Linked DNA regions of Mus musculus: region 1 is linked to region 2. The links are chromatin loops, found by intact Hi-C in ENCODE. Cell type or tissue: left cerebral cortex. All regions are shown on one strand. Each heading gives the region's core, and the rest is flanking DNA. Links, peaks and the distances in the headings are about the cores only. Region 1 has its middle 31 kb from the start of Gm12887. Region 2 has its middle 36 kb from the start of Gm12886.

Evidence for each region. Hi-C counts contacts between places; a loop is a spot of excess contacts. Peaks named below come from ENCODE experiments on the same cell type or tissue, not always from the same donor. Only the 100,000 strongest peaks of a DNase experiment are listed, where the experiment ranks them.
Region 1: it touches region 2 in a loop (6-fold over the local background); 10 of 42 quality-filtered maps call a loop at or near these places.

What each region holds. Positions count from the first base shown.
Region 1 is chr4:121,648,204-121,657,708 of GRCm38, forward strand. No RefSeq gene overlaps it. Among named protein-coding and RNA genes, the nearest start is that of Gm12887, 31 kb to the left of the region's middle. In left cerebral cortex, for the core only: no CTCF peak of the experiment used is centred there; no DNase peak of the experiment used is centred there.
Region 2 is chr4:121,382,394-121,391,898 of GRCm38, forward strand. No RefSeq gene overlaps it. Among named protein-coding and RNA genes, the nearest start is that of Gm12886, 36 kb to the right of the region's middle. In left cerebral cortex, for the core only: no CTCF peak of the experiment used is centred there; no DNase peak of the experiment used is centred there.

The DNA of each region.
Region 1 (9,505 bases), core at 1,047-9,046, 270 kb after region 2:
GCTGTATAGGCATACATGTAAAAAATACCAATACACATAAATTATAAGTTAATATATGTTTTAAAATTGATATTTTGAGTCACAAATTTCCATCATTTTTCTTTTTGGCTGAGAGACACCAAAAGGATGGGTATCATTGAAAAGAATACTGAAAGAGAAATGCCCAGAATTTATATCCCTCTCCTAGAGTTTGATGAGAGTATGATGGAGGTATGATGCCAGCTTATTCTCTGAGGGGTTTGATAAACAACGCTATTTGAATACTTTCCATTGAAAATCATATCCTCATTGGTTTTTCTTTATTTTTCTGGAGGTAGGGGGTGGGAGGGTGGTAGTTCTGAATTTTTCTCTATAGTCCAAGCTGGTCTGGAACTTGACCTTCTTGCCCCAGGCTCATGAGTGTTGATATTGCCAGCATGTGCCATCATGCTCAAGAACTCTCATGGATGTATGAAGGTCTCAGCCTGTGTGAGTAATTTTTATGTTGCTGTGATAAAAACATGAAGATGAAAAGCAACTTATGTACAGTTAATATTGACTTATGGTTCCAAAGAGATAAAAGCTCATCATGACAGAAAAGCATGGCAGCAGGGAAAAGGAAGGTGAATAAGATCTGCTTTAAGAGCAAGCAGGAATCAGGGAGAGCAAACTGGAAGTGAGGCAAGGCTGTGAACACTTAAGTCCCACCCCAGTGATACACTTTGTCCAGCAAGACTGCAGGTCCCCATAACATCCTCAAACAACACCATCACATGGAGACCCTAAATTTAAATACCTGGGAGTATGGGGGATATCCTCATCCAACCACCACACAACTAAACTCACCTCTCCTCTGAAAGAAGCTCCAGTTATAAACAGACCCATCCTTTGCTTTCTCACTGCTCCTTTCTTAAAATGTGGTGAAAAACATCTTGAATGGCAGTTCTCATGAGCTCCTGGTTATTGATAAGGATCCTGAGTTGCAGCAAGGCCTCAATTCTATTCCATTTACTGCTGCATACAAGCTATTGTCAATGGACTTCTATTCCATGGTGACACGTACACAGAATTGATGTTTTTCTTTTCAAATAAATTGACTGTATTTTGAGATCTTCCCATATCAATGAAAAGAAGTTATCTGTGAGATGTACCACTAAGAAGCTTTATGGAACTTAAATTATTTTATTTCTGTGTTTTTGTGTTTGTGTTTGTGTTTGTGTTTGTGTTTGTGTTTGTGTTTGTGTTTGTGTGTGTGTGTGTGTCTCTGTGTGTGTGTGTGTGTGTGTGTGTGTGTGTGTGTGTATTCATATAAATGTTTCCTTGTGTATGTGTACCTGTATGAGCAGGTGTCTGGAAGACAGATGTTAGGTGTGTTCTTCAATTGTTTTTCTACCTTACCTTTTTAGGAAATCTAAATTTTTATTTATTTTTTGTTATTTATTCCCTGTGTGTGTTTGGGGAGGAATGCTGGGAATGTGCACAAGTGTGTATCACATTACCCAAAGCCTAAGTTACAGGTCAGTTTGAGCTACAGATTGTGATAACTAGGAATTGGATTTGAGTCCCGTGCCAGAGCAGGAACCACTCTTACCCACTCAGCCATCTCTCTAGCCCTCTACTTCTCTTCAGTTTAGTTTTGTTTTAGTTTGATGGTTTTGATACAGGATATCTCTGTGTAGCACTGGCTATCCAGAACTGGCTGTGTAGATGAGGCTGGTTCCAATTCATAAAGATACTTTGCCTCTGCCTCTGCAGTGCAGAAATTAAAGTTGTGGGTGACCACTTGATATTTAAAAAATTTAAAACTATAATTATTTGTTTATGGTGTGCTTGCTGGACAAAATGAAGATGATGATGACTGATGATATAAAATGTCTCTCAATGGAACTGGATCTCACAAATGAGCTATACTTGCTGATTGACAGGCCTCTGAGACCTTTCTGTCTCCATCTCCCAAGTGTTGATATTCTAGATTACTGCTGTGTTTGGATTTTCTATGTATTTGTTTAAATTATTTTTTAAAAGGGTCATGTGATTCACACTCATTTTGGTATGCTGCATGACAAGCCTTTCACTAGCTGAGCTATTTTTCCAGCCTCTTTTGATTTCATTTCTATGAAAGATTTGTATTTGGCCTTTGAGAGGACGGTCCTTGTAACACTCTGGTTAGGGGAGCCATAGTGTTTTATATAACTTAATCTGTGAATATACTGTTGGAACACTCCAATGTAAACATCAGAGCTGACAATCACCTATGATTTCTCCAGTACTTCAGTGATTAAGAGATGCCCAATACCTCCCATGAAAGATATGGTCTCAGTTTCTGGCAGAAATACATTAAGGTAACTTCTGATTAATTTAAAATTTATTTTAAATTATTGTATGTATATAAATATTTTTCCTGCAAGTATGTCTAAGAGAAGCTCTGCTTCTCTGGAATTGGTGTTACAGAGAGTTGTGATCTACTGTGATTACAGCTGTTGTTATTGGGGGGTAGAACTGAGGATCTGTGATACTAAACTTACCTCATACCTCAACTGCAGTCTTCTCTCTTCCCCCAACTTTCACTTCTATCCCATTGTTCTCATTTCTATTGTGTATCCACACGATGTTTGAATTTCTGTTTCAATTGAGATAAAGTCTTTGTTTGGATACCAGGTTAGCCTCAGACACCAGCAACACTTCTGCCTCAGCCTTATGAGAACTAGATGATAAACTTGTGTGATCACATTCAGAATCCACTCATTTAAGGAAAAATCTTAGTAGGTTTGTTATTTGTACACTAAGACAATTGTCCTTGTCAATTTTTTTTACTGCATTTTGTGAGAAAACAAAACAAAACAAAATACAACTAGATAGCACTAATGAGGAAGAAGACAGTTACTTCATACTGGAAAACTCTCAGGGACAGGTGAATCATTAGATGGACACACCTCTCTCTCCATCTTCATTAACAGGTTTTTATGGAACTAAGATTGTTCTAGCCCTGTGGCAGGTAATATTGGGATAGGCAGACAGACAGACAGACAGACAGATATCACATGTCTGCAGGTAACAGAGAGGGCAGAAGAGAGTGTCAAATCCCCTGAAATTGGGTTGGAGGACATCTGTGAGCCAACCAATGTGGTATCCTAACTTGTAACCTTTGCAAGAGCAGTGAACACTAAACTAAAAAGCCATATGGTCAGTTCATAAATTTAATTTTCATTACATTTGTGTATTTATTGTGTGGTCAAACATTTGGTGTGGCGTGCTTATGAATGTTAAAGGATAATTTAAGAGAATTGGTTCTGTCTTTGTTCCATAAAATATTCAGGGAGTGAACTCAGGTTGTCAGTCATGACAATGGGTAACTTTACCCGCTATACCACTTTATCAATACAATTTATGTACTTAAATAAACTCTGGATTAAATAAACTATGGAGTACAAGTTTAGAGGACACAGATAGAACTAAGGAGATAGATGTGTGAAAAGTCTTTTGTAACAAACATCTCAGTGTAGAAGAACAGGGAAGACTGTTCTTAGCAAGGGATCAGAGTCAAGGTGTATTTGTTGATCAAATGTAATGGTGAAAGGAGAGGATTCCAGGATGACTCCCAAATTACAGAGATGAGCAACTTGATGAAAAATGTTGTCATTTCATAAACGGGAAGATACTGTGGAGGTGTTAGTGTGTATGTCAGTTTCTTTACACAGGCAGTTTGTCTGTTGTATAAAGGGACAGGATAGACTTCATCTGTAGTCATACTGTTGGAGAGTGTAAAAAAATAAAGCTGTACTTCAGCACATTCAAAATATGTGTCTGAATTTAAAGATGGGGACTGGACTGAAGGCACTTAAAAATCTCAGTATATACCTTAATCTTGCTTACTTTGACTTTTATTGTGGAAAAAATAGAAATAGATTTTTGTAAAAACCAGGGATAATAGAGTGAATATCTCTGTACTTACTTTCATACTTCCTTAACATTTGTTGGTTTCCATCAGGTAAGATGGCTCAGTGGATTGAGATAGTTGCCAGGAAGGCCAGACCAACTGACTTGGACTGTCAGATCCCTGGTGGAAGGATATCCCAACTCCAGAAAGTTGTCTCTTACCTCTACACATATACCTTCGTGTCCATGTAGACAATTAATTTTATCCTGTATCTAGCACCTACTCTTCCTGTGGGCAGAGTAGTTGAAAGAAAATCCCATATTGTGACCCATGAATGTGTGTCAATTAAAGAGAAGAACCATATAAACTTTGATTGCAAGTGTCATTAATTCCACCACTCCAAGATGGAGAGAGCAGTATCTGAATTTCAATATCAACCTTGACCTCATAATGAATATGAGGCTAGCCTTGAATACAAAAAAAGAAAAGAAAAGAAAAGAAAAGAAAAGAGAAGAGAAGAGAAGAGAAGAGAAGAGAGAAAGAAGAAAAGAAGAGAGGAGAGGAAAGGAGAGGAGAGGAGAGGAGAGGAAAGGAAAGGGAAGAAAAGGAAAGGAAAGGAAAAGAAAAGAAATACACTTTGTAAATAGAGACCTTGAAGCAAGAGTTTGATCAAAGTGAGTGCAAAATTTGCTGGAGAAGTTGGTTGTACTGACACAGGTCTGGAATCCCTGAATTTGTGGAACCGGGGCTGGCACACCTGTGATTTGGAATGCATCCTGATCTACCCAGTTAACTTCAGGACAACCAGAGATATATAGTGAAACGCTGTGCTCTGATAAAATTTAAAAAAACACATGAATAAGATTGAATACTGTGGAGGGGATGCTCTAGAAAGATGTCTCAGTAGCTAAAAACCCCTAATTGCTCTTGCAGAGATGTGACAGACTTACCAATGTATCTTTTTTTTTCTATCCAGGAAGTCATTCTTTTTTCTTTTCTTTTTTTATTAGATATTTTCTTCATTTACATTTCAAATGCTATCCCCAAAGCCTCGTATACCTTCCCCCGACCCTGTACCCTAACCCACATACTCCTGCTTCCTGACCCTGGCACTCCACTGTACTGGGGCATATCTTTACAAGACCAAGGTCCTCTCTTCCCACAAAGGATAAACAGGATGAGAAAGAAATTAGAGAAACAACACCCTTCACAAAAGTCACAAATAATATAAAATACCTTGGTGTGACTCTTAGTAAGGACGTGAAAGAGCTGTATGATAAGAACCTCAAGTCTCTGAAGAAAGAAACTGAAGAAGATCTCAGAAGATGGAAAGATTTCCCATGCTCATGGTTTGGCAGGATAAATATAGTCAAAATGGCTATCTTGCCAAAAGCAATCTACAGATTCATTGTAATCCCTATGAAAATTCCAACTCAATTCTTCAACGAATTAGAAAGAGCAATCTGCAAATTCATCTGGAATAACAAAAAACCTAGGATAGCAAAAACTCTTCTCAAGGATAAAAGAACCTATGGTGGAATCACCATGCCTGACCTAAAGCTGTACTACAGAGCAATTGTGATAAAAACTGCATGGTACTGGTATAGCAACAGACAAGTAGACCAGTGGAATAGAATTGAAGACCCAGAAATGAATCCACACACCTATGGTCACTTGATCTTTAACAAGGGAGCTAAAACCTTCCAGTGGAAAAAAGACCACATTTTCAACAAATGGTGCTGGCACAACTGGCAGTTAAAATGTAGAAGAAGGCAAATTGATCCATTCTTATCTCCTTGTACTAAGGTCAAATCTAAGTGGATCAATGACCACCACATAAGATCAGAGACAGTGAAACTTATAGAGGAGAAAGTGGGGAAAGGCCTAGAAGATATGGGCACAGACCATTTTGTCAAAGATATTTGCAGGCCCTTTAAGTTGAAAATCTTCATTCTCATCTGCTCCTATGATCTGTAGGTTTGGTCTTCTCATTGTGTCCTGGATTTCCTGAATGTTTTGAGTTGATCTTTTTGCATTTTGCATTTTCTTTGATTGTTGTGCCGATGTTCTGCATGGAATCTTCTGCAACTGAGATTCTCTCTTCCATCTCTAGTATTCTGTTGCTGATGGTTCCATTTATGATTCCAGATTTCTTTCCTAGTTTTTCTATCTCCACTGTTGCCTCACTTTGGGTTTTCTTTATTGTGCCTACTTCCCTTTTTAGGTCTATTATGGTTTTGCTCATTTTCATCACCTGTTTGGTTGTGTTTTCCTGGTTTTTGTTGTTGTTGTTGTTGTTTTGTTTTTTGTTTTTTAGAACTTGTAAGTTTTTAGCAGTGTTCTCCTGTATTTCATTAAGTGAGTTATTACAGTCCTTCTTGATGTCCTCTACCATCATCATGAGATATGCTTTTTTAAAATCCAGCTATAGCTTTTAGGGTGTGTTGGGGTGACCACAACTGGCTGATGTGGGAGTGCTGCATTCTGATGATGGTGAGTGGTCTTGGTTTCTGTTAATAAGATTCTTACGTTTGCCTTTTGCCATCTGGTAATCTCTGGAGTTAGTTGTTATAGTTGTCTCTGGTTAGAGCTTGTTCCTCCCGTGATTCTGTTAGACTCTATCAGCAGACCTGAAACACTAGATCTCTCCTGAGTTTCAGTGGTCAGATCACTCTCTGCAGGCAAGCTCTTCTCTTGCAGTGAAGGTGCAAAGATATCTGGCCTTCAGACCTGCCTCCTGGCAGAAGATGAAGGCCTGAAACAGGGCCTGTCCCAGAAGCTGTGTAGTTTCTGCCTGTCCCCGAAACAGTCAGCTTTTGTAGTCCACACTCTCACCTGTGCAGACTAGTCTCTGAGTGGTCTGGGAACCAAGATGGCTCCCCCAGTTGCTCCAGCAGTGCCCTCCCGGGTGGGGCAGACACATCTTCTCTGGCAAGAAAGGTGTCCAGATGCCTGGAGCCCGAAACAAAGTCTACCTCAGAGGCTGTGTTACTTCTGCCTGTCCCAGAAGCTATTAGCTTCTGTAGTCTACACTCTCACCTGTGCAGACTAGTCTCGGAGGGATCCAGGGACCAAGATGGCTCCTCCAGGTTGGAAGTTTCTTAAGAGAGAGCAGTTTAGAGAAAAAGGGAGGAGTCAGTTTTACCTGGAGAATTTTACAGAGACAGGTTGAAGATGGAACCAGCTAGACATGGTTGAAGATAGAGCAAACCAAAAAATGGGGAGCCTGAAGATTAGAATAGATTGGCAGATTTAGTTTGAGGCTAAGCAGAGCAAAAGTCAGAGGCCAAGAAAGATGACAGATTGGATAAATCAAGATGGAGAGGAGTTTTGAACCAAAACAGTTAAGTTGACCAACCAGCCAGAGTTCAGAAGGAGCTAAAAAGAGTGAGCTTATTGAGCAGCATGTTTCAGAGGCTAAAACAGTATAGGACTAGATTTGATTGTACAGAAGCTAGAAGTTTCCTGGACTAGGCCTATTTTAGGGAATGGAGGTAATAATCCTCAGAGGAAAAAAAATTACATCAGGAGATTAAAAGTTACATTTACAAAACTATACTGAACAAAATTGGAAAAATCTAAAAGAAATGGCAATTTTATTCATATATATCACTTACCAAAATTTAACCTGTTGAGGCCTACTCCTCTTAAGACAACTGTAGCCATTTTGTATTCAGTCTCCATTTTGGTCATAAGTTGAAATTAAGTCTAGAATACCCATGGTACAACCAACAGACCAATAATATTTAACTATAAGAAAGGCCCAATTGAGGATGGTTCAGTCCAACTTAGAATGGGTAACTAATCATGGGAGGCAGATAGAGGGAAGGACCTAGTTAGGAGAGGGGAAGGGCAGGGTAAAAGGGGTCCAGGATCAGGTATGTGGGAAGGGAACAGTAGAGAAGCCCAGACAATATGCAGCTTCTGGGGGCAAGATGTGTGTGGGGGGGAACCTCTAGAAAGTCCAGGAGATCTGGGATGTGAGGGACTCCCAGGATTCAATGGGGGTGACCTTAACCTAAATGCCCAACACTGTAAGGATTAAACCCAAAGAGACCACCTGACCTAGATAGACAGGGCCCCAAGTGGAGGGATAGGGTCACCAACGTATCTTTAAAAATTTTGAACCACAATTGTTTCTGTTTAAAAGAACTGCATGGACAAGAATGGAGGAAAGATGCTCAGACCATTTAGATGACAATTTTTCCTTCTTCAAATAACTGGTCATATTGGTGTCTAAGTTATTTATAGCTTATAGATTTTAGAAAACAATCAAACAAAACAAAACGGACAACCAGCTCCTCAACTCAAGGTAATCCACTACTGTTATTTAAAAGGGCAAAGAGATTTCCTTTACTCACAGGCTTCATATTAAATGAGTGTTCTCAATAGTTACCTACCTGTGTCTCATAATAAATCATTGGATAAAAATATATTAAATTTGAACTTTAAGGTCTAAAAAATGCATATAGAAAATGTTTGAGATTGATTAATGCAAGTGATGAAAGTTAAAGGATTTAAAATAACTTGGATGGGGGCTTTTAATACTATTGTAATGATATGGAATTGGACTAGGAACTTGTGAGGAGGTACATAGCAGACTGTGCTTTCTTTACATTTGTAAAGAATTGTTCACTCTCATTGTGGTAGCTAGTGCCTGTAGACAGAGAGTTCAGGAGAGTAATTCTCCAGCATTCAGGAGGCAGATGTTGAAGGAAATTTTCAAATTTGAAGCCTCCATGATCTACATGGTAAGTTCCAAGTCAGTTAAATCTACATGTAAATACCCATTAATAATAATTTATATTTAGTTTAAAGTAAAATGAAGTGTGAGGATCATTTTATTTGTGACACTAGATGGTCATGCAGATATTACTAATGGTTCCTGAAATGAAGGCTGGCTGTGTGCTCTGGGGAGAATTTGTCATTAGAAAGAAGGGGGTTGAGGAAGAGTGACAGCAGCTTTGATTATAGGAATACAGGCTTTTTTTTTCTTTTCTTTTCTTTTTTTTTTTAAACAGAGACAGAACAAAACAAAACAAAACAAAAACATTTTTTTTCATGATTTTATTAGCTGGGAAGATTCTTTGTCTTCAAAAATCTTAAGGCGTTTCCCTCTATAAGGCTCAGCTCAGTGGCCCATTGTCCTGTAGATTACCTGGCTTTGTCCTGTAGCTGGTCAATTGCTTCTTTTTCTCTTGGAATAAGGTGAAGGTGGGGTCAGGCCAGGAATATTCCTTGGACTGAAGAAAGGGAGGAGGGAAACTGCATAGCATCAGGATTTATGGAATAAAGCAAGGAGAACATTTTTTGACTTGTCTCACTAGTGTCCTCAGTTCTGTTTTATTTGCTGTATTGAGAATACATTATAGATGTCACAGAAGGTACAAGCAAACACTGAAGACGTTAAACTCCAGAGATAACTGTGACTTAGACATACATAGTGACATTTGTATAGTAACATGATATGTGGGGAGGATGGAACTTTTGATAAACTTATGGGTGGTGTCAACATATTTAGGTATGGCATGAGAGACAAAGGTAGCAGGCATGACATGATACTAAAACTTTTGGTTTGGACAAATAAAAAATGAAGATGTTTTACCAAGATGTGCTTAGTTGAACTTTCAGTGTGTATGTGTGTGTGGA
Region 2 (9,505 bases), core at 953-8,952:
CTAACTGTGTGGAAGCCCTGAAGTGATTTCCTATAAGATACCTTCAACTTCCTCTCACTAGCTAAAGCTTTTCCTTCTGTAATTTCTTTGTTATCAGTTGGAATCCAGTCTTCTCTTCAGTGTCCAGAATAAAAACAAACCTGCCACAACTAGCCCTAGATGAAAATCAAGTTTTTTTTCCCCAGTCTCAACACAAGATTGAGTCTTATCTTCCAACCACAGGGCCTTTCTTCAAAGGACAGAACAGTGCTGAAGAGCTTATTGCTTCTGAGTACCTTATCTAATGTCTCATATGGCATAGAAACTGAAATAAAACATGCTTACTGGTTAAAGCAGCTGCAACCAAGCACTATATACCTACTTCAACCCCCAGAATTGAACTTTTTGGGAAATCCAGGAGGTGTGAGAAATTAGAGTATTTGTTAGAGGCTTTAGGGTGTCCCTACCTTTTAACAGAAACTGGTGATTCTGTCCTGGAGAAAAGGATTGAGCACAGAGGCAGTCCCAAAACAGTCTTGCAGACAGAAGACACTCATCATCTCACAGGTCAGAAAACTGTTCTTTTGGATGTCTGACTGGAAGATTTGAGTGACTTTTAATGTTGGGACAATTTTGAGGTAGAAATCTATGGAAGGAGGGAAGGAGAAAGGAAGAAGGCAAAGAGAAATGGTGGAGAGAAATGGAGAAGAAGGGAAGGAGGAAGAGACAAGAGTAAGACCCAACAAGTCCATCAAGTGTTTGCAGATTTGCCCGTGTCAGGACCCAGGAGTCTGGAGGAACAGACAATATGTAACCCTCAATGAAGAGGGCTGACAGAGGAAGGCTGGGCAGGATAAAGTAGGGGAGGTTCAGAGACAGAATGGAATTCTTGTTCAAACTTCAGGCAGTATCCAAGGGTTAGCCCTGCATGCACTACTGCTGCAAATGCTAAATGGGTTACTACAGGGTCTCCTGTTTGAGCTTGACCTAGGACAGAGTACCATGATAGGAAAAAGAACGGAAGTGACTTGGCTCAAAGTGCAGGTGGATTTTTTTTTTCAGAGAACCTGAGCAGAGCTTACACTAAGTGAACATGCCTCTTTTACAAACTAGAAACCTTTCCCAAACTAGGAGGAGGGAGAAAGGGAAGGGTTATGTGCATAAGCAGGAGAGTACGCTGTTCTGTGAAGACAGGGTTTGCATTTTGTGGTTACATTGGTTCCCAGGAATTCAAAATGAGGTTCAGAGCAAGGCTATGTTCATGATGTTTTCACATACTGTGGCTTTGTCTTGGAACAAATGGCTGAAGTTTAAGATACATTGGTAACAGGGAAATAATTCCTGAACAGAAGAGCAATGGTTTTTGCTGTACGATCAAGAATTGACAAATGAGACCTTATAAAATTGCAAAGCTTCTGTAAGGCAAAGGACATTGACAATAAGACAAATAGGCCACCAACAGATTGGGAAAGGATCTTTACCCTTTACCAATCCAAAATCAGATAGGGGACTTATATCCAATATATATATACACACACACACATATTCATACATACATACATATTCATACATATACATACACACACTATATATATATGTATATATATATATACACACACACACACACATATATTTATATAAAAAGAACTTAAGAAGATGGACACCAAAATATCCAATAACCCTGTTAAAAAACAGGGTACACGTCTAAACAAAGAATTCTCAACTGAGGAATACCGAATGGCTGAGAAGCACCTGAAAAAAATGGTCAACATCCTTAATCATCAGGGAAATGCAAATTGAAACACCCCTGAGATTTCACCTCACAGCAATCAGAATGGCTAAGATAAAAAATTCAGGTGACAGCAGATGCTGGAGAGGATGCAGATAAAGAGAAACACTCCTCTATTGTTGGTGGGATTTCAAGCTGGTACAAGCACTCTGGAAATTAGTCTGGTGGTTCCTCAGAAAATTGGACATATTTCTACCAGTAGTTCCAGCAATTCCACTCCTGAGCATATACCCAGAAGAAGTTCCTACTTGTAATGTGGACACATGCTCCACTATGTTCATAGCAGCCTTATTTATTTATTTGCCTTTTGAAAGTTGGTGGCATTTCATTTTTTATACATTTTTATTAGATGTTTTCTTCATTTACATTTCAAATGTTATCCCCAAAGTTCCCTGGACTCTTCCCCCGCCCTGCTCCCCAACCTACCCACTCCTGCTTCCTTTCCAGGGCATTCTCCTGCATTGAGGCATAAGATCTTCGCATAGCCAAGAGCTTCTTTTCCCATTGATGGCTGACTAGGCTATCCTCTACTACATATGCAACTAGAGACCAGAAAGAACCCATATATCCCTCAACAGAGGAATGGATACAGAAAATGTGGTACATTTACACAATGGATTGCTAATTAGCAATTTAAAACAATGAATTCATGAAATTCTTAGTCAAATGGATGCATCTGGAGGATATCATCCTGAGTGAAGTAACACAATCACTAAAGAACACACATGATATGCACTCATTGATAAGGGATATTAGCTCAGAACCTTAGAATATCTAAGATACAATTTGCAAAACACATGAAACTCAAGAATAACGAAGACCAAAGTGTGGTTACTTGCTCCATCTTGGAATAGGGAACAAAATACCCATGGAAGGATTTACAGAGACAAAGATTGGAGCTGAGACAGAAGAAAAGACCATCTAGAAATCTGCCCCACCCAGGGATCCATGCCATATACAATCACCAAACCCAGCCACTATTGCCTATGACAACAAGATTTTTCTGACACGACACTGGTATAGCTATTTCCTGTGAGGCTATGCGAGTTCTTTGCAAATACAGAATTGGATTCTCACAGTCATCTATTGGATGGAACACAGGGCCCATAATGAAGGAGATAGAGACAGTACTCTAGGAGCTAAATGCAGAAAGTCTTTAGTAACCATAAAGGAGGATCAACGATATGAACTAAACAGTAACCCCCACCCCCACCCCCGGCCCCAGAGCTCTGTCTCTAGTTGCATATGTAGCAGAGGATGGCCTGGTCGGCCATCAGTGGGAGAAGAGGCCCTTGGTCTTGCAAAGATCATATGCCCCGGTGCAGGGAAAAGACAGGTCCAGGAAGCAGGAGTGGGTGGGTTGGGGAGCAGGACAGGGGGAGGGTATAGCGGGCTTTGGGGAAAGCATTTGAAATTTAAATTAAGAAAATATCTAATAAAAAAGAATGACATCCTGGAAGAAAAAAACGATACTCTGGTAAGTCTGTCACATCTCTCCAAGAGCAGTTAGGCGTTTTTAGCCACTGAGCCATCTTTCTAGTGCAACACCTCCACAGTCTTCAATCTCATTCGTCTATTGTTTGTTGTTGCTGTTTTGTTTTTAAAACAATACACAAAGTTTCACTATATATCTCTGGCTGTCCTGAAGTTAACATGGGTAGATCAGGATGCATTCAAAATCAGAGGTGTGCCTGCCCCTGTTCCACAAATCCAGGGATTTGAGATCTGTGTCAGTACAACCAACTTCTCCAGCCAGTTTTGAACCCATTTTGATTAAACTTTTGCATCATGGTCTCTATTCACAAAGTGTATTTCTTTTTCCTTTTCTCTTTTTTTCTTTTTCTTCTTTTTCTTTTTCTTTTTTCTTTTTCTTTTTCCTTTTCCTTTTCTTTTTCTTTTTCTCTTTTCTTTTCTTTTTTCAATTTTTTTAAATTCGAAGCTAGCCTCACATTCATTATGAAGTCAAGGATGATATTAAACTTAAGATCCTGCTCTCTCCATCTTGGATGGTGGGATTAATCACAATTGCGATCAAAGTTTCTAAGGTTTTCTCTTTAATTGACACACATTCACAGGTTACAATATGGGATTTCCTTTAAACTACTCTGTCCACAGGAAGAGTAGGTGCTAGATATGGGATAAAATTGTATACATGGACAGGAGGGTATGTGTTTAGATATAAGAGACAACTTTCTGGAGTTGGTATCACCTTCCACCAGTGATCTGACAGTCCAAGTCATTTGGACTGGCCTTCTGGGCAACTATTATAATCCACTGACCCATCTTACCTGATGGAAACCAACAAATGTTAAGGAAGGATGAAAGTAAGTACAGAAATATTCACTCTATTATCTCTGATTTTTACAAAAATCTATTTCTAGTTTTCCCATAGCAAAGGTTAAAGTAAGCAAGATTAAGGTATATACTGAGATTTTTAAGTGCCTCCAGTCCTGTCCCCATCTTTAAATTCAGACACATATTTTGAATGTGCTGAAGTACAGCTTTATTTCTTTACAATCTCAAACAGTGAGAATACAGATGAAGTCTCTATCCTGTTCCTTTTCCAAACTGTCAAACTTCCTGCATAAAGAAACTGACATACACACTAGCACCTCCACAGTGTCTTTCTGTTTCTGAAATGACAACATTATTCATCGATTTGCTCATCTCTATAATTTGGAAGTCATCCTAGACTTCTCTCTTTTCACCATTACAATTGATCAACAAATACATCTTGACTCTGATCCCTTGCTAAGAACAGTCTTCTCTGTTCTTCTACACTGAGCTGTTTGTTATATAAGCCTTCTCACACACCTATCTCCTCAGTTCTATCCGTGTCCTCTAAACTTGTACTCCATATGTATCCAGAGTTTATTTAAGAACATAAATTGTATTGATAAAATGGTATAGCAGGTAAAGGTGCCCGTTGTCATGACTGACAACCTGAGTTCAGTTCCTGAGTCTTTTATGGAATGAAGACAGAACCAATTCTCATAAATTATCCTTTAACATTCACAACACACCATACCAAATGTTTGATCATACAATAAATACACAAATGTAATGAAAATTAATTTTAGGTTTTGACCATATGGCTTTTTAGTTCATTATTCACTGCTCTTGCAATGTTACATGTTAGGATCCCATATTGGTTGGTTCACAGATGTCCTCCAATCCAGTTTCAGGGGATTTGACACTCTCTTCTGCCATCCCTGTTACCTGCAGTCACATGATACCTGTAAGCCTGTCTGTCTGTCTGTCTGTCTACCCCAATATTACTTGCCACAGGGCTAGAACAATCTTAATTCCATAAAAAACATATTAATGAAGATGGAGAGAGAGAGAGAGAGAGAGAGAGAGAGAGAGAGAGAGAGAGAGAGAGATATCCATCTAATGGTTCACCTGTCCCAGAGAGTTTTCCAGTATGAAGTAACTTTCGTCTTCCTCATAAGAGCTATCTAGTTGTGTTTTTTGTTTTGTTTTCTCACAAGATGCAGTAATAAAATTTGACAAGGACAGCTGTCTCAGTGTACAAATAAAAAAACCCACTAAGATTTTTCTTTAAATGAGTGGATTCTGAATGTGATCACACAAGTTTATAATGTAGTTCTCATAAGGCTGAGGCAGGAGTGTTGCTGGTGTCTGAGGCTAGCCTGGTATCCAAAGAAAGACTCTATCTCAATTGAAACAGAAATTCAAATATCATGTGGATACACACTAGAAAGGAGAACCAAGGGAAAGGAGTGAAAGTTGGGATAAGAAAGAACACTCTGCAGTTGAGATCCGAGGTCTGAGGTAAGTTAAGTATCATAGATCCTCAGTTCTACACCCAACAACAACAGTTATAATCACAGTAGATCACAACTGTCTGTAACACCAATTCCAGAGAAGCAGAGCTTCTTTTAGACATACATGCAGAAAAATATCTATATACATACAATAATTAAAATAAATTTTAAATGAATCAGGAGTTACCTTAATGATTTTCTGCAAGAAACTGAGATCATATCTTTCATGGGAAGTATTGGGCATCTCTTAATCACTGAGGTACTAGAGAAATCATAGGTGATTGTCAGGTCTGATGTTTTCATTGGAGTGTACCAACAGTATCTTCACAGATTAAGCTATTTAATACACCATGGCTCCCCTAACCATAGTGTTTTAAGGACCATCTTCTCAAAGGCCAAATACAAACCTTTCACAGAAAATAAGTCAAGAGAGGCTGGAAAAATAGCTCAGTCAGTGAAAGGCTTGTTGTTCTAAATACTGAACTGAGTGGGAATCACATGGCCCTATTTAAAAAATTATTTAAAAAATACATAGAAAATCTGGACACAGCAATAATCTAGAATATCAACACTTGGGAGATGGAGACAGGAGTATCTCTGGGGCTTGTAAATCAGCAAGTCTATCTCATTTGTGAGTTCCAGTTCCATTGAGAGACATTTGGCATCATCATCATCATCACCATCACCATCATCATCATCATCATCATCATTTTGACTAGCAAGCACACACTAAACAAATAATTATAGTTTTAAAAAATTTAAATATCAAGTGGTCACCCACAACTTTAATGTCTGCACTGCAGAGGCAGAGTCAAAGTATCTCTATGAATTGGAATCAGACTTAACTACACAGCCAGTTCTGGATAGCCAGTGCTACACAGAGAAGTCCTGTATCAAAACCATCGAACTAAAACAAAACTAAACAGAAGAGAAGTAGAGGGCTGGAGAGATGGCTGAGTGGGTAAGAGCTATTCCTTCTCTGGCAGGGGCCTCCAATCCAATTCCTAGTTACCACAATCTGTAGCTCAAAGTCACCTGTAACTTCAGCTTTAGGTAATGTGATACACACTTGTGCACATTCCAAGCTTTCCTCCCCAAAGAAACACAGGGAATAAATAACAACAAATTAAACATTTAAATTTCCTAAAAAGGTAAGGTAGAAAAACAATTGAAGAACACACCTAACATCTGGATGTTATGGGGACCTGCAGTCTTGCTGGAAGAAGGGTATCACTGGGGTGGGATTTAAGGGTTGACAACCTTGACCCACAGCCAGTTTGCTCTCCCTGATTCCTGCTTGTACTTAAAGCAGTTCACTTTCACGTTCCTTTTTCCTGCTGCCATGCTTTCTGACATGAAGCGCTTTTATCTCTTTGGAACAATAAGTCCACATAAGTTGTACATAAGTTGCTTTTCATCTTCATGTTTTTATCACAGCAACATAAAAATTACTCACACAGGCTGAGTCCTTCATATATCCATTAGAGTTCTTGAGCATGATGGCACATGCGGGCAGTGTCAACACTCATGAGTCTGGGGCAAGAAGGTCAAGTTCCAGACCAGGTTGGACTAAGGAAAAAATCCAGAACTACCACCCTCCCAACCCCATCCCCACAAAAATAAAGTAAAACCAGTGCGGATATGGTTTTCAATGGAAAGTGTTAAAATAGCATTGCTTATCAAACCCCTCAGAGAATAAGCTGGCATCATACCTCCATCATACTGTCATCAAACTCTAGGAGAGGGATGTAAATTCTGGGCATTTCTCTTCCAGTATTCTTTTTAATGATACCAATCCTTTTGGTGTCTCTCAGCTAAAAAGAAAAATGATGGAAGTTTGTGAATCAAAACATCAATTTTAAAACATTTATTAACTTATTGTTTATGTGTACAGGTATATATTTTTTTACATGTATGCCTATGCAGCCTGTGTGTGAAATAACCACAGTGGCCAGAAGAGGCTATCAGATACTCTGGAACGGGAGTTAAAAACAGTTGTAAAGTAAACATGTGGATGCTGGGAACTGAACACCGGTCCTCTATTCTCTTGGAAAATGAGCCATCTATCCAGTCCATGAAACACCAATTTCTAAAATCCAACATTCAAACACAATATAATAGAAAGATATTAATTTGATATTTATACTCTATAGAAAAATTTTAAATCCTTGATTCTTGTAATTGAAGCCTTGTTTCTATAAGAGCATGTACATTGTTGCATGATAAAAGAACAGGAGGTCATAACATACCTCAGTCTGGAGTCTGAGCTGAGGGTCTGAGGCAGCATTTAATGGCATTTCTGGTGGGCCAGCATATACAATGCACAGTGGAAGAGTTTTATGTTTAGAACCAAGGCTCCAGTAAAGTGGGAGATGCTTACAATGCCAGGAAAACTCAATTCACTTCATCCTTGATATTGAATTTTTGTTTGTTCATTGTGTGTTCAGAATACTGTTTCCACATCTCCTGAACCATCACATTCAGTTTGATAAAACTCTCAATGATGTCTCATACCACAGTTAAAACAAGCTGGAACCTAGTAGATGAGGGCAGCCTCCAGCATAAAGGACAATATTTGTGAAAAGTCTATGTGACTTCAAGGTCCAGAGGATATAAATAATTCCCAGAAATTTGGCAAAACAAATAGTATAATTAAAAAGTGTTGTATATGAGTGTGTGTGTATTTCTGTTGGTATGTGTGTATTGCTGTAGTGGTGGGGGATAGAGAATGAAGACCTGTTTAGTGGTTAAGAGTGTGTAGTATTTTCAGAAGACCTACGTCCCAGCCCCAAGATCAGGAAGACACCCCCAAGGTCCCTAGAGAACTCTCCACACGATCTTAGGACCACTGGTGAGTGGAACACAATTTCTCTTCCAATCCAATCACTGGGGACCAGAGGCAGCATTAGGGAAGCAGAAAACCTGGCCTGACCAGGGTCACATGTCCCATCTGGTAGGCACCACAACCAGGTCACCTTGAGCACAGAGTTGGTGAACCACTGAGCCATCTTATCAGACCGAAATTGACAAATGTTAACAAGAGATAATTTGTAGAACAGAGCTCATCATTCTATTGTTCAATGTTTTTGCATCTATTTATAATTTTCTCATAAAATTGTTAAAGTAAACAATATCAAAGTATATACTGAAAACTTCTGAGTACATCTAACCTTGTTGTCATCTTGTCAGGCATGTATTTCCACTGGCCTGATATACCGCTCTATTTGGTGGCCATGTCAAAGCAATACTTACAAATAAACTCTACATCATGCCATCTCACACCACAGTTAAACTGCCTGCCTAACAAATGAACACATACACCCTCTGTTCCTCCCCAGTGGCTCCCTGTCTCTGTAAATGACAATGCAATTCAGCCAGTTGCTCATCCTGTTAACTTAGGTGTCATCCTTTTTTCCTCTATAATCCCATCATGTTATATATAAAAAAATACACCCAGAATCTTTTCCCTTCTAACCACCCTGTTGAAAGCAGCCTTCCCTGTCATTCTACTCTAATTGTGACAAAGGCCTTATTGCTAGTCTCCTTGATTATATACTTTTCTCCTCCATAAGCATCCAGAGGAGTTCAATTAAGAACATCCCCTGGGTTGCAAAGGTGTTAGAGCAGGTAAAGACATCTGTTGCCAAGACAACCTGGCTTCACTTCTTGAATGCCATGTAGAAGAAAGACAGAAGTGACTCCTTTAAACTTCCCTCTGACCTTCACATCTACAGCATGGCACATGTGTGACCACACACAATAAGTAATGTAAATGAAAATTAACTTTAGTGGCTACAGAGATTTCTTAGTAGGACCCAAGTTAACATCCCCACCACCCACACAGTTGGTTCAGAGAAGCCTGTCCTCCAGCTTCAGAGGACCTGGCACCTTCTTCTGGTCTCCCTGTCACCCACAGCACATATATACACCCATACAATGTTCATACCCT